Linked DNA regions of Homo sapiens: regions 2 and 3 are each linked to region 1. The links are chromatin loops, found by intact Hi-C in ENCODE. Cell type or tissue: heart left ventricle. All regions are shown on one strand.

Evidence for each region. Peaks named below come from ENCODE experiments on the same cell type or tissue, not always from the same donor. Only the 100,000 strongest peaks of a DNase experiment are listed, where the experiment ranks them.
Region 2: it touches region 1 in a loop (6-fold over the local background); 62 of 110 quality-filtered maps call a loop at or near these places.
Region 3: it touches region 1 in a loop (8-fold over the local background); 98 of 110 quality-filtered maps call a loop at or near these places.

Annotation. Positions count from the first base shown.
Region 1 is chr7:6,157,559-6,162,558 of GRCh38, reverse strand. USP42 (ubiquitin specific peptidase 42) reads right to left here. Exons shown (of 18, transcript NM_032172.3): 17 at 3,066-3,109; 18 at 995-2,004. The coding sequence ends at 3,102. CYTH3 (cytohesin 3) reads left to right here. Exons shown (of 13, transcript NM_004227.4): 13 at 1-780. Among named protein-coding and RNA genes, the nearest start is that of USP42, 55 kb to the right of the region's middle. In heart left ventricle, a CTCF peak has its summit at 2,203 (motif pointing left); DNase peaks (open chromatin) are centred at 118 and 2,126; H3K27ac peaks cover 2,236 bases.
Region 2 is chr7:6,268,932-6,273,931 of GRCh38, reverse strand. CYTH3 (cytohesin 3) reads left to right here and starts at 1,308. Exons shown (of 13, transcript NM_004227.4): 1 at 1,308-1,458. The coding sequence starts at 1,425. RefSeq lists silencers at 1,081-1,440, 1,761-1,930 and enhancers at 1,249-1,970, 1,971-2,693. In heart left ventricle, a CTCF peak has its summit at 2,741; DNase peaks (open chromatin) are centred at 1,231 and 2,771; H3K4me3 peaks cover 3,119 bases; H3K27ac peaks cover 2,900 bases.
Region 3 is chr7:6,320,509-6,325,508 of GRCh38, reverse strand. No RefSeq gene overlaps it. Among named protein-coding and RNA genes, the nearest start is that of FAM220A, 26 kb to the left of the region's middle. RefSeq lists an enhancer at 1,758-2,258. In heart left ventricle, a CTCF peak has its summit at 2,342 (motif pointing right); a DNase peak (open chromatin) is centred at 2,318.

The DNA.
Region 1 (5,000 bases):
CCTGGTCCAGAAAACTCTGGGTCAGTGACTGCGCAGGGCCAGCCGCTACCAGGACGGCCCTGAAACAGGACACATCTGTTTTTTGTCCCTCACCCTGGGCAGGCCGCGTCACAATCACAGTCCTCCTCCTCCCCACCCTGACGTCTGAGCGCAGGGCTTGAATTGTTAGTCCCAACTCTGGCCAAAGATACTTTTTTCCAGAGACAGAGGCCAGGAGGCAGTGAGGGGAGCCCCGCGGGGAGGCGGCGGCGACTGCCACAGCCCTTCCAGCCTGTCTTGCTGGCCGCCCTGGTTCATATTTGAGTTTAATTGTACTGACCCTGGACCCAGATAAGCAGCAACTTTGTGTCTTTGGGGTCACAGAACATTTTGGGGCAGTTTAATGTGGTACCAAACTGAAAATAGGAGCTATTTATAGATGGAGCAGCACTTAGTGCTTCATAGAAAGCAATGCCTATTTTTAAAGTTACAAACGCAGATATCTACATAGATATGCTTTGCTGAGAAGTTAGGTCTGTGGTAGACCAGAAACCACAAATTGACTTTTTTTCTTAGAAAATATTTCTATTTGCGGTAAATATAGTAATATGTAAATAATGTACATCTGTTGATTTCTGGAGTGTCTGTTATTCAATGATGTATATACTCCCACAGCTCGCATGAAGGAACAGCCTCTATTGATACTTGGTTGTAAAGTGAAGTAAGATTGGAGGGTGGATGGCTGTCAGAGCTCTTGCAGATACTGTGTTCACTAAATAAAAATCACATGTATTGTTAAAACAAGCCTAAGACTTGGTTCTTTAAAACAGATATTGTTGGGTCCAGCAAACACCCCTCCAATTTTCCTTTGCCCGTCCGAGGTGGGATGGCCTGGCCGAAGGTGCCGACTTCGGCAGGAGCACTTACTTGAAGGTTTTAAGAAAGTGAATTCAGATGATGACAGGAAGGAGTCTGGAAGCAAATGGGGAAAACAACAGTAAAAAGACGCCAAGTGTGTGATTTGCTGCCATTTATATACTATAGAAATTTTACATGCTGTATATTTACAGTGGGGCAAGTGCTTTTTTAATCTTTAGAAAAACAAAGATCAAACTTTAAACATCTCTGAACAACACAAACTGTATAAACCATACAGATTATTCAGATACAAACTGTATTAAATACAGTTTTCCCCACTCCATCTCCTGATGCAGGACCAGTGAATTATAAGTGTATCACAGTTTGATAGCATATCCATATTAAAAATAAAATCACAGTATGATTGTGTCTGTAACTAGAAACTCGAAGGGACCAAGCAGACAACGGAGACTCCAGTATCAGTGAAGACAAGAGACGCTGTATCAAAAAGTGTTGTGTAATAGAAACATACTGTCGGCTTTACAAATCATGTCTGGGTTATACATTCATAATGTAAATACTCATCATAACTGGGAAATTGATTGATTGGAACAGTTCCACAAAGTTCAAAAACAGAACTTGTCTATAAAATACATCTTCAAATCTTGAATACAACTAAAATAAGCAAATTAGTTTCTAGTATCAGACATTACAGAAAACAGACTGCTCTCCAAAGTCTAGGTGAGAGCTTGTGAGTTTTTAAATAAGTCTTTAAATTAAATATACACACTGTCAGTTTGTACTTTTGACAATTCCATGGTCTCCCGGTTGGTCTTGCACCAGATGTCTAACTTGGAGGAACATTACATGAAATACAAGTAATCGACCTGAGTCTGTAATTAAGCAGCATTTGAGATGTTCTATTCCAGGGCATTATTTCAATGGGATTTATATACACGGTATTTTACAATGGTCAGCAGTGGTAGAAAGTGTTCGTCCATTCGGAATAAGGGTAATTAAGAAAAGGTAAAAACTAAAAAAAAAGTTCTCCATGGTAAAATCTGTACAGTATTTACTAAAGAAGCACCACGCAGATTGGAACAGAGTTATTGTCTATCTTTATAATTTAAGCTGGGCTGGGGATGGCTTCTGTTGAACGCGTTGAATCTGAAAGACAAGAGGCGCAGGGTTAGTGAGTTGGAGGCAGGCGGCGGCGTGTAGGGCTTATTCCCGGACGCCCTGCCAGCTGCTCCCGAAGGCTGGGGAAGCTCTTCCTTGAGGAGATCACTCTGCCTTCTCTGCCTTCCTGAGTGGAAATGAGGGAACTGGCGGTGCGGGCAGCTCAGCCAGGGAGGCGCCATCTGCTGGGCCCGGCCACCACCCGCCCCAGATGCCTCCTCCACCTCCATCCTCACAGCCCCTCACTCAGGAAGTTTAGCTCCTTAATTAGGGTTGGGCCTCTCCCTTGAGGACACATTGATAAAGCCTGTTAATTAACGGCCAATTAATCCACAGACTCTTCACTTGGCAATTCATTTTAAATTCCTCTTGCTGACTACATGTGACAGACACATTTGGACAAAGTTTCCTTTCAAGGGAAAAATGGTTCACTGTCCCCTCTAGCTCCACAAGGGTCAGGTATAAAACCAGTGACTCTCCCAGGACCGCTGTGTGAAGTGATCCAACAAAGCCCCACAGCTCCGAGGTCCTGATCTGCCGCCCGGCCCTGGGCCACCTTCCTATGGTTTTGTACGGTGGCTGCTGGGGGGGTGCTGGCTCCAGCTCAGTGCCACCTCGGGGCGCAGACAGCAGCACAGGGGACGGGACGGACGAGGGAGCAAGGCTCCGCTCTCCTGAGTGAGGTGCCTGTGCTGGGGACCGGGCCTCTCCCTTCCCAGATGTTTATCAAAGGCCCGTGGGCTCTGCCGCTGTGAGCCGGGTTGGCTTTTCCCAAGTGAGGCACAAGGGAACAGGGCGACTCTGCCTGCGTGAAGGATGCGGGTCTTCCCCAGCCAGTAATGCAAACGTGATGAGGTGGAGGGTCTAGGTCTGTCCCCAAGCGCGTGGCCTGGGTCTGGGCTGGCTGGGAACCTGCCGGGGCCTCTCCATGGCTCTGCCAACTCCTATGAGCCCAGCCCCCAGGCAGAGCCGCAGAATTAAAACTCCTCTGCCTGCGTCCCCTCAGCGCCACCACAAACAATGAGGAAACAGACAGGAAAACAGCTTACCATAACTAGTGAATTTTTTGTTTTGAGGCTGAGTTTTCAATCACCTAGAAAGCAAAGGTCAGGAAAGAGATTTTAATGATGGTTGCAAAATCGCCAGGGCCTCTGCTGTGTGTGTGCGTTAAGTGGCTATGGTCAGAGTCACTGCGGTTCCCTGTGAGCGCCTGAGGCCACTCCCCAGTGAGGTGAGCAGGGATGTCCCAGCGCTCAGCGGCTGCTCCCAGGGTTTTACTGATGTCAAAGGGTTTACGTGATGACTGAGGGCTCCATCCAACCCACACGCAGCCTGATGTTAGAACAGATATCAGGCCCAAGAACTGAACTGGGCGGAACAGAGCCAGAGGAGGAGTTTGAAAGAGAAAGACAAGGGGCCGAAGTCCAGGGTAGAGGGGGACCCGCAGGACCACAGGACGCTGGGTGAGGCGGGGCCGGGCAGCGGCCTTCTCAGAAGGACAAGAAAGGCTCCTCAGTCTGCTCGCAGCAGAAGCGCCAGCTGCAAACCCTGTCATCGGTGCAGTGGGACGGGGACGGAAACACAGGGCCACCACACAGACAACGCCTGACCACAGCACCCGAGACACGAGGCAAACAAGATCACGTTCAACCTCCCTCCCGCTGGACCAGCTGCCTCGGGGGCCATCACTGTCTCCCAGTAGCCCCAGCTGGAAGCCCATGATCCTGGGAGCCTGCACCACACTCAGAATGAGCCCATCCACTGCATCCTCGGATCCTCGGGTACCAAGCAGCCCTCACGAATCTCCTTCCCCGATTCGCTGAAATGGGAACGCAAAACCAATTCTGAAATGTCCAGAACGTCTACAAGGCCCGCAGGCAACCCGTCCTCACCGGCAGTGCTGGTGCCTGTCCTCATCTCCGGCTGTTTCCCCAGCACTCCATGGGCAAATGTCCCCCATGGGGCTCACCCCGCAACCCCCAGCTCTCTCTCACACACTCTAAGGACCGTTTACCCCTCAATCAACAATGCATGCTGGCTCTGGGCTGCTGGGAGGGACAGGCCTTCCCCAGAACACACAGCTCCACCTAACCCACAACTCAGCCGAGAAGCAAAAGGCCTCAGGGCAGCCCTGAAGATTCGTCAAAAGCCCCTGGGAGGAGGGGATGCGCTTCACACGTGAACACAAACAATGGGCGTCCAGGCAGGGGTGACAAACCCTTTCTGTCAAGGGGCAATAATAAACATTTTCCGCTTTGCGAGCCACACGGTCCCTGCCCTGCCGCAGCCACTCACCTCTGCCAGGCAGTGACAGCGAAGCCGCCAGACAGCGTGGGAACGCACCTGGCTGCGCCCCAATCAAGCCACAGACACTGAGGTCTGAATTTCACATCATTTTCATGTGAAACGCATTGTTCTTTGGGATTATTTCCAACCACTTAAAAAGGTTAAAACCATTCTTAACTCCAAGTTCATACAAAGTCTGGTGACTGGCCGAAGTTGGCCCCAGGGCTGCAGTTTGCCAGCCTCCGCTCTAGGTCCACTGACTCGAGTGACATCCGCTTCTAACAGGCTCACAGCTCCTCTCGAGGGTGAGCGGTCACCGGACACCAACGGGAGAGGAAGTGGGGGGCTGCCTCAAGTGCAGTAAGAGCACAGCGTGTGGCCACAGGACGGAGACACAGCCCCACAGGGCAGAAGAGAATCCAGGACACCTGGCAGGGGCAGCCAGCGCTCTGCCACATGGAGGCCTCTGCAGTGTCACTCAAGCAGAGGCTGGTGCCCACGCTTCTAAGGAACCAAGCGAGCAAATCAGTACCGAGCATCAGGGTGCACTCAGAATGCTACAGGTTTAAGGATTCGGGAGAGTAACGTATACGCTGCAAAAGTATTTCTATCAAAAATGCTTTAAAACCAAGAGTTCTCGAGACCATCCTGGCTAACACGGTGAAACACCGTCTCTACTAAAAACACAAAATTTAGCC
Region 2 (5,000 bases), 110 kb before region 1:
TAGAAGATTGAACTTTGAAATCATCCCGCAACCTTGAACCAAAAGGTGAAATTGTCCACTTTGATAGATGACAACGGAAGGATCCTTTGGTTCAATGGACAGCTTGTAAATATAAAACAGTTGCTGGAAAATTATATTAGAGATGAGCTATCTCCTCCATTACAATGTTTGCTTTTCTTTAATGCGATTGAGTTCCAACAGAAAGGCTTGGGAGGGGCCACAAGCAATGCTTCAGGAGTTACTGGAAGAGAGATATGGGGAGTGAGAGAGGAGATCCATCGATGTGGAGCAGGGGCCAGGGGAGGCCTTCTGCCCAGGAGGCCTGTGCTGAGGACCCTGGCTGTGCCCAAGGGAAACTGAATTCAGAGCTCCTCCTGCATCATAAATCCAGGACAGCTGGCAGCTCTCCAAGGAAGACTGGCGCTAAACTCCAAGGGCATCAGCCGCCAGATTGGCCAACCCCTACAATGCCCTTTGAGAGCTGAGCCCCAGGTGTGTTGAATCGGGATTCCGTTCCAACCTCATGACCACATTCATTTACAAGCCCTGCATTTTGTTAATTTAAAAATGCACTCACCAGGAGGGAAGGAGGAGAGGCTCCATTAAATATAAGACAGCTGAAAGGCTGGAATTCTTCTGACATGCATGTCTTAGGAAGGAGAAGGCCTGACCTTGTTCTTTTTTTTTTTGAGACAGGGTCTCACTCTGTCACCCAGACTGGAGTGCAGTGGTGCAATAATAACTCACTGCAGCCTCTACCTACTGGGCTCAAGTGACGTGACCTCCCACCTCAGCCTCCCCAGTAGCTGGAACTACAGGCACATGCCACCATGCCTGGGTCGCTATGTTATCGGGGCTGGTCTCCAACTTTTGTTCTCCAGCGATCCTCCCACCTCAGCCTCTCAAAGTATTGGAATACAGGTGTGAGCCACCGAGCCTGGCCAGGCCTGACTTCTGAATGCATTCGTTTCTTGATCTTTTACCCCGAGTGCACGTGCAAGTTGCACCCCTGGCCACTGGGTTTTGCAGAGTGTGGCGTTCCAGTGTCCGGGGCCCCACGCCCGTCCGCAGGCTACTGGAATGCTGAGGGCGAGGAGGCTTCGCTCCACGCACACCGGATCGGCCTGCACTTCAGGGGCCAGGTCTACAGCCTTCCCCAGCGCAGACGCCGCCGGCCCGGCCGGTTCCCGAGGGCGGGGCTGCGCGGCCTCACGCCCCGCCCACCGCGGGCAGAGGCGGGGCATGGGTCACGTGACGGCACGCCGACCAGCGAGGCCCCGCCCGGCGGGAGGAGGCCCGGCCGCGACCCGGGCCGCGCGCTGAGGAGCCGCCCGGTCGCCTGCGCGCTCCCTCCGGCGGCGTCCCCAGCCCGCGGCCCCTCTGCTGCCGGCCCCCGGCTCGCCGGCTGCGGGAGTGGCCTCAAGATGGATGAAGACGGCGGCGGCGAGGGTGGTGGCGGTGAGTGTCGGAGGTGTGGTGGGCTCGCCGGCGGCCTGGGGTCGGGGGCCGGGGGCTGGGGGTCGAGGGCGCGGCGCTGGGCCGGGGTTCGCCGGAGGAGACGGGGTCGGGGGCAGCGGCAGCGGCGTCCGCTGGAGGCCTGAGGCACGCCGGGCCAGGGCCGAGGCTGGGTCTCCGGGGGCCGAGGGAGGGGGCGGGCCGGGGTCGCCGTTCGGCGCTGGCGAGGGTCTGGGTACCAGGCCGGGGCTGCCGCGGGCTGGGGTCGCCCCGGAGTCTCGGGCCGGGGTTTGGGTGTCGCTCCTCTGGGGCGGGGGACCTTGCGGGGCGACCTTCCCCGCATCTTGTCGCCAAGGGCGTTCATGCCCTCCGGAGCCCGGCGTTTCGGACGCCCCCTTTCAGCTCAGGTGGGCGGAAGCGGCTGAGCCGGTGGGAAACCGGGAGGGGAAAGTTTTGCACTGGAGGCTCCTCGAGTGTACAGGACGGGAGGGCAGGGGAAACGGTTGGAAAGCGTGACAGTCTGCTTGGCTTTGGGTCAGAAACGGTCGCTGGATTTGCTCGAACGGGGAGGGGGCCAGCTGGAGTTCAGTTCAGGGTAGACGTTTTAGGAAACGGCAGACGCGACAGATTGAGCAAAAAACTCCGTGGAGCCGAGGGTGGGAGACACGAGCTGCACCCAGCACAGAGGCAAGACCGGAGAGCCAGGTGTGCCCGGAGCCAGGTGTGCTCCCGAGTGGGTCGGGTCGATGCGCGTCGTGGCCCAGGTGGTCTGTGTCTGACGTTCGGTTTCCTCTTGCTGGAGGAATCGTGTTTGTTGGAAATTATTTAGTGGAATACAAATGACTGCTGGGTCATGCTGGGAATTAGATTTTAAAAACAGAGGAACGTGCCTCTGTATGGAGTGGGTGTTCGCTTTGGAAAGCAAAGGGTTAATGCCCGTGTTTTTACAGGAACAGCCGAAGTTGAGGTTCTCTAGACTTTTTTTTTTTTTCCTGAAGATCTCCTTTGAGCTGACAGAGAAATCATCAGAATCATCAGAACCCCATGTAATAAGGGAGCAGTTTAGAGAAATCTTAATTACAGGCTGCCGGTGCAGCTGCCTGTAAGAATCAGCAGTATTGAATGCTTCAGGATGAAGTGGTTCATCATCAAGGTGCCTTCCAGAATTCAAGTGCTGCTCAGAGGGAGATGTTTTTTTGCTGAAAGACGCGATGCAGCCAGGATGGTGGGAAGTTGGCACCCGTCATGGCATTTGGCGAGTTCAGTTCTTATAGTTGAAGCTAGGGGTAGCACTGTGGCACCGAGTGGGTGTGTTGATGGGAGCGCTGTGGAACGAAGGCGCCCAGTTGCGAACCCTCCTACAGTCAGGCTGTCTGGAGCCATGAGATCCTAAGGAATGGGTTCCCGGTGGATGTCGTGTTTCCTGCCTGTCACAATTTGGGCATAGCTGTTTTCCCTTGTTAGAAAAGAAAGACAACTGTAATATGCAGACGTTGGACATTAGCGTCAAGGCAGCTAGCTGGCTTGGCAGTTTTGTTTGTAAGGTGCTTTGGGCTCTGTGAGTAAAGAAATGTAGACTTGAAGATTAAAGCAGGAATAAAGAGGAAAAGAGGAGGCTTTAATGTGCTCCAGCAATTTGCAGGTCTTGAGTACTATAACAAAGGATGATATGAAGTATCAAAAGTCTTAAAATTGTCCTTGGGTTGTTAGTATCTCTTCTGGGAATATATCACAGGGAAGCAACCTTGAAATAAACCCCTCACGTATAAAGATGTGTATTATGCTGTTTAAAATAGCAAAAAATTGGAAACAGCAACGCCAACAGCAGGGGCATGGTGAGGTAAATTATGGGAAGTTTATTGAAGTATTTTACAACCATTAAAATAAGCAGTTTTATACATCATGGTTTAAACAACATAAACATTGGTGACATTATGGATTATTTTATTTTCTTTTTATATTTTCCAGGTTTCTGGAATAAGTGTGTATTTCAGATTGGAAAAAAACCATCAAAGACGTGAATGTTTTAAGTGTATCATTTAATTCATCTCACTGGAACATTCAACAATGAAGATTTATTTATTGATTGCCCATCAAAATGCTAGCCAGCATGTTAGGTGCTGGAAAATAACTTTTAACCTTTATTGATTTAGTTTATGACTAGCTTTCTCCCTTGCTTTGTGACAGACACTTAAAAATATTTTTGGCAATATTAGGATATTTATTTTTGAAACAGGTGAAAAGCAAAGTTTTGAAATATGAGTGATATTGTAATTATTGTATAAACTTTATGTGCTTACATTTAACTCTTGGCTGTTGTAAGTTTTGAAGTTAACATACCTCTTTACAGTTAATACCTTTTAGATTTTTAAATGCTTTAAAATTCATGTTTAAAAAAATAAAGTTGAGCTCTTTTAAAGAAAACCGTTTCAGCTGCCAGCAGATTATAAAGCATAACATTTTTTGGTATATTTTTAGAGTGTAGTACATAATGTTGAACTGTATCTGGGGGAGTCAGTTAAAGCTTGTTTAAAAGATAGGGTAAATAATCTATTCAAACAGTAGTTATGGTAGAAGCCAAAGATAATTGAAAAGGTCTTTTTTTTGTTAATGGTCAGGTTAAAAGACTTGAAAAATTGATTCCTACTTGCTATTTTTATAAGTTAATTTAGCTTTTTGTCCACTGTATTGTTCTTTCAATGCAAGATAAGGAGAGAGAGGATGGTGGCATGAATGGCTGGAAGGCAGTTACAAGAGGAGCGAGTGGGGGGCACAAGATTACAAGAACACATTGTTCCTTACAGTGTGTGCAGAGTGTAGTTAAGTCGTTTTTAATTCCTATGGGACTTTGTTGCCTTTCAGTTTTTCGAGAACAGTTCTTGAGCTAATTGGAGGGTAGCTGGCTAGTTTGGCTCATTGGGATTGTCTTCGTGTCCTGTTTGGGCATTTGTCTGATTGATGGTCCTGAATGGACCATCCCTGGCAGATGAGGTGAATTAACTATAATTGGCATTCTTCTCTCTGACCCCTTCACTCCCTGATCAATGTAGGTGTCTGTGCTTCAGGTGAAGAGATGCTGAGCCTTGTTCATAATAAAATACATGCAAATTAAGACTAGATTGAGCTCCCACCTTTCACCTTCAGACAGGTGATAACCCCCAAGTATACAAAGTCTGTTTCAAGTTTGAAATATTTGAACGGCAAGGTCGTTTCAAACATTTACGGGTAAGAGTGTAAAGTAGCCACAGGCAGGGTCAGCCCATGTCCTGTTGGCTCAGATCCGTTTCTTGCCCTTTCCCTGCAGGGACTCACCCCTGCAGGCAACATTTCCCAGGCCCTTGGTCAGCTGGCTTCCGGCTGGGATTGGCCACTGGGAGCCACTGGCAGGAGGAATGGCAGGAAGAAGGACAAAAACAGGTTATTTCCCTTAGGCCTGCCTCAGGGAGTGTCTCTGGCAGGTACCTTGTCTCCTTTTGGCTCCAGCTCCTGCCCCTTGGTCCTAGCCTTTGAGTCTTGGAAATACCTCCTCCCTTTTACCCTCTATT
Region 3 (5,000 bases), 160 kb before region 1:
GCTGGGATTAGAGGTGTGAGCCACCTCACTCGGATGTATATATATATACTATTTTTATATCGAGATGGGGGTCTTGATATGTTGCCCGGGTTCCTGCTGCCTCAGCCTCCTAAAGTGCTGGGATTACAGGCATGAGTGCCACTCTGCCTGGCTTGCTTTTAGTTGTTTTTAAGGCAGTGGATTCAACCTGTTTTGTTTTTCCTTGTTTGCCTCCTAAGAGTTCTGATTCTGGGTGGTGCATAACTGGCTCACACCTGGAATCCCAGCACTTTGGGAGGCAGAGGCAGGTGGATTACTTGAGCTCAGGAGTTCTAGGCCAGCCTGGGCAACATAGCAAGACCATCTCTACAAAAATACAAAAAATTAGCTGGATGTGGTGGCGCGCATCTGTAGTTCCAGCTACTCAGGAGACTGAGGAAGGATCACTTGGGCCTGGGAGATTGAGGCCGCGGTGAACTGTGATTGCCCCCACTACACTCCTGCCTGGGTGACAGGAAGAGATCCTATGTCAAAAACACCCCCAAAAACCCCACAAAGAGTTCTGATTATGCTCTAAGAAAAAAAAGATCAGTAATTGGAAGATTACTAAGTAGGCTCTGTTTTTGTTGTTGTTGTTGTTTTTCTGAGGCAGAGTCTCGCTCTGTCGCCCAGGCTGGAGTGCATGGCACAATCCCAGCTCACTGCAACCCCTGCATCCTGGGTTCAAGTGATTTTCCTGCCTCAGCCTCCTGAGTATCTGGGATTACAGGCGCCCGCCACCGTGCACAGCTAATTTTTGTATTTTTAGTAGAGACAGGTTTTCACCATGTTGGTCAGGCTGGTCTTGAATTCCTGACCTCGTGATCTGCTCGCCTCAGCCTCCCAAAGTGCTGGGATTTCAGGCACAAGTCACCGCACCCGGCCCTGTTTCTGTTTTTCAGAAAGGGTCTTGCTCCATTGCCCAGGTTGGAGTGCAGTGGTGCAATCATAGCTCACTGCAGCCTCCACCTCCTGGGTTCAAGTGATCCCCCTACCTCAGCCTCCTGAGTAGCTGGTACTACAGATATACACTGCCACACCCGGGTAATTTTTTAATTTTTTGTAGGAACGGGGTCTCACTGTGTTGCCCAGTCTGGTCTCCAACTCCTGAGCTCAAGCAATCTGCCTGCCTCAGCCTCCCAAAGTGCTGGGATTACAGGTGTCAGCCACCACACCCAGCCAGAAAGCAGTATTTCTTTTCACACTCCCATATTCCAAGACTTATGACTCATGCTTGTTCAGGAAAACCTATTATGTGAGGGTGAGCTGAGAAAAGAGGGGAGTTTGGTTGATTTTAAATGCAGGTGCTTTGTTCCGTGTCTTAATTCATCTGGAAATTGAGAATGCGGCCGTAGGAGAACAGTGCTTTTTAGCTTTGTGTTGTGATGCCTTTGGGAAAGTGGGAGGAGTAGGTTAAGTCACAGGCAGATTCATTGTTAAACAAATGTTCATGGTTTCCTACTGCACGGTGTAAAAGCAAGGTTTGGCAAATACGTGAATTTAAAAATGTTTAAGCATTTGGAATTTCCATTAAAATCAGCTTCTCCTGGCTGGGGAGGGTGGCCCATGCCTGTAGTCCCAGCATTTTGGGAGGCTGAGGCAGGAGGATCACTTGAGGCTAGGAGTTCCAGACCAGCCAGAGGAACATAGGGAGACCCCCATCTCTTAATTATAATTAACTAACTTATTCATTTATTTATTTATGAGACAGAGTTTCACTCTTGTCGCCCAAGCTGGAGTGCAGTGGCATAATCTCAGCTCACTGCAACCTCTGCCTCCTGGGTTCAAGAGATTCTCCTGCCTCAGCCTCCTGAGTAGCTGGGATGACAGGCATGTGCCACCACACCTGGCTAATTTTTTCATATTTTTAATAGAGATGGGGTTTCACCATGTTGGCCAGGTTGGTCTTGAACTCCTGACATCAAGTGATCCGCCCGCCTCGGCCTCCCAAAGTGCTGGGATTACAGGTGTGAGCCACTGTGCCCGGCCTAATAATGCTTATTTTTGAAGTGATACGGGCATATATATTTATATATATTGTGTTTAAGTTGGCAGATGAGGTCATGTGTCATTGGAGGATGCCAAGTAATCACTTAGTTTAAGTGACCTTTATTCTGGGCAAATTTTAAGCTAGAATGCGAAAGTCTCACCTCCCTCTGAAGGTGAAAGACTGAAGCAGGCTGCACTGGATGGAACGCTGATGCCGGATAGACTGTTTTGTGAATCTCATGGTAATTTATGTGGCTGCATAATAATTTGGGAGGAGTGGATGAGGTTGGGAAGAAAGCCCCGGGGCTGTGCCCGTGAGGTTCGCGTTGACCACAAGAGGGAGCCATGTGTTCACCTAGGGAGTGTGCTGTTTTGGGATGTTTTTATGGTTATTTTGTTTAGCCAAATTCTTAAGCAAAAATTAACATAAAAACGTCAGACTTAGTTTAGTATGGGTTGTTAACGCAAGTGTGTGTAATGTATCAAACCTTACAACAAGATCGTAACTATTTCCTTTTTTAAATTTAAAATTTTTTTGTAGAGATAAGTTCTCACTATGTTGTCCAGACTGGTCCCCAAATAACAGGCTCAAGCAATCCTTCCACCTTGGCATCCCAAAGTGCTGGGATTACAAGTGTGAACAACTGTACCCAACCCAGCTGCAGCTCTTTATTTATTTGTTCACTTAATTTATTTTGAGACGGAGCTTCACTCTTGTTGCCCAGGCTGAAGTGCAATGGCACGATCTCGGCTCACTGCAACCTCTGCCTCCCAGGTTCAAGCAAAATTCTCCTGCCTCAGCCTCCCGAGTAGCTGGGATTACAGGTGCCCACCACCACGCCTGGCTAATTTTTAGTAGAGATGGGGTTTCACCATGTTGGCCAGGCTGGTCTCGAACTCTTGACCTCAAGTGATCCGCCTGACTCGGCCTCCCAAAGTGCTGGGATTTCAGGCATGAGCCACTGCACCCGGCCCAGCTGCAGCTCTTTAATTCAATACCCATAGGTGGTGCTTAAAGAAAGAAGATAAATGTGATAGAAAAGTAAAATGTATTTTTGTGTTTATTTTTTATTTTGGTGCATGGCTTTCAGTAAGAAACCACATTTTCACACTGCACCAACACGAACAGTAGTTTTAGGGCCAGGTGTGGTGGCTCACGCCTGTAATCCCAACACTTTGGGAGGACAAGGTGGGAGGACTACTTGAGGCCAGGCATTCCAGATCAGCCTGGGCAACACAGTGAGACCCCATGTCTACCAAAAAAATAAATAAAATGATATAAAATAAGATAAAAATTTAAAAGAGCAGTAGTTTTCTTCAGAGTGGGCTGGTCAGAATTTTCACTTCTGCCAAGGATGTTCACAGGCTCCCAATGTTGGGAGCTTTTCTGGGCCCTTTCAGGTGGATGGGGCAGGGGCAGGGAGGACCTGTGCTGATTTGCGGGCCCACAGTGCGTTCCTCCTCAGCCTGTTCCTTTGCATGAGAGCCTCTTAGATGCCCTTACAGGGAAATCTGTGACACAGAACAAGTCCATTATGGCTGAGCATGGTGGCTCATGCTGGTAATCCCAACACCTTGGGAGGCCAAGGTGAGAGGATTGCTTGAACCTGGGAGGCTGAGGCTGCAATGAGCCGTGATCATGCCACTGCCCTCCATCCTGCAAGGGAGAGCGAGACCCTATCTCAAGAAAAAAAAAAAGTCAATTTTTTACTATAGAAATCACAACTTTAAATTTCTTTTGTGGCTTGTAGTGAAACATGCTTAAAATGTTGGAATCTACTAAAAAAGATTGAGAACTGCTATTGTATTATTCTATAACATCAATAAATGATTGCTCTTTCTTTTCTTTTATTTATTTAATTTTTTTGAGATGGAGTCTCGCTCTGTTGCCCAGGCTGGGGTGCAGTGGCGAGATCCGGCTCACCACAACCTCCGCCTCCCAGGTTCACGCCTTTCTCCTGCCTAAGCCTCCCGAGTGGCTGGGATTACAGGCGCCCACCACCGCACCCAGCTAATTTTTTGTTATTTTTAGTAGAGACGGGGATTCACCATGTGCAGGATGGTCTCGATCTCTTGACCTCGTGATCTGCCTGCCTCGGCCTCACAAAGTGCTGGGATAACAGGCGTGAGCCACCGTGCCTGGCTAATTTTTGTATTTTTAGTAGAGATGGGGGTTTCACCATGTTGGAACAGACTGGTCTTGAACTGCTGACCTCAGGTGATCCTCCGGCCTCGGCCTCCCAAAGAGCTGGGATTACAGGCATGAGCCACTGCGTCTGGCCAGGTATAAGTATATTATAAAATCATATCTTTCTGTTATAAAAGCTCATATCTTTATGCACATAGTTCTCTCCCATATTCACTATTCTTCTAATATATGTTATTAAGAGATAAACTGACAATAGTGGCATAATTCCTAAGAATATTTCATCTGCAGTCAGGCAACTGATGATCTTAACAGCTAATAGCAGCTATTCATTGAGCTCCCACCTCTAGGTGTGAACAGGTGGTGAAGCTGCTGGGTGTAATATTATCTCATCTTCAGAACAGTCCTGAAAAGCAGTCGTTTTCATTTTCCTGCTGAAGACATGGAGGTGAGGTCACTGCTCAGAACTGGCAGAGCTGGGAGTTGCTTGTTTGTTTTTTGAGACAGGGTCTCACTCTGTCACCCAGGTTGGAGTGCAGTGGCACCAACATTGCTCATTGCAGCCTCAAACTCCTGGGCTCAAGTGATCCTCCTGCCTCAGCCTCCTGAGTGGCTGGAACTACAGGCTTTTGCCACCATGCCTGGCTAATTTTTAATGTTTTTGGCAGAGATGGGAGTGTCTCACCATGTTGCCCAGGCTGGTCTCAACCTCTTGGTTGGCCTCAAGTGATCCTCTCACCTCGGCTTCCCAAAGTGCTGAGATTACAGGCATGAACCATCACACTCAGCTTACTGTCTTTTATTTATTATTGTTATTATTTTTTGAGACAGAGTTTTTCCTCTTGTC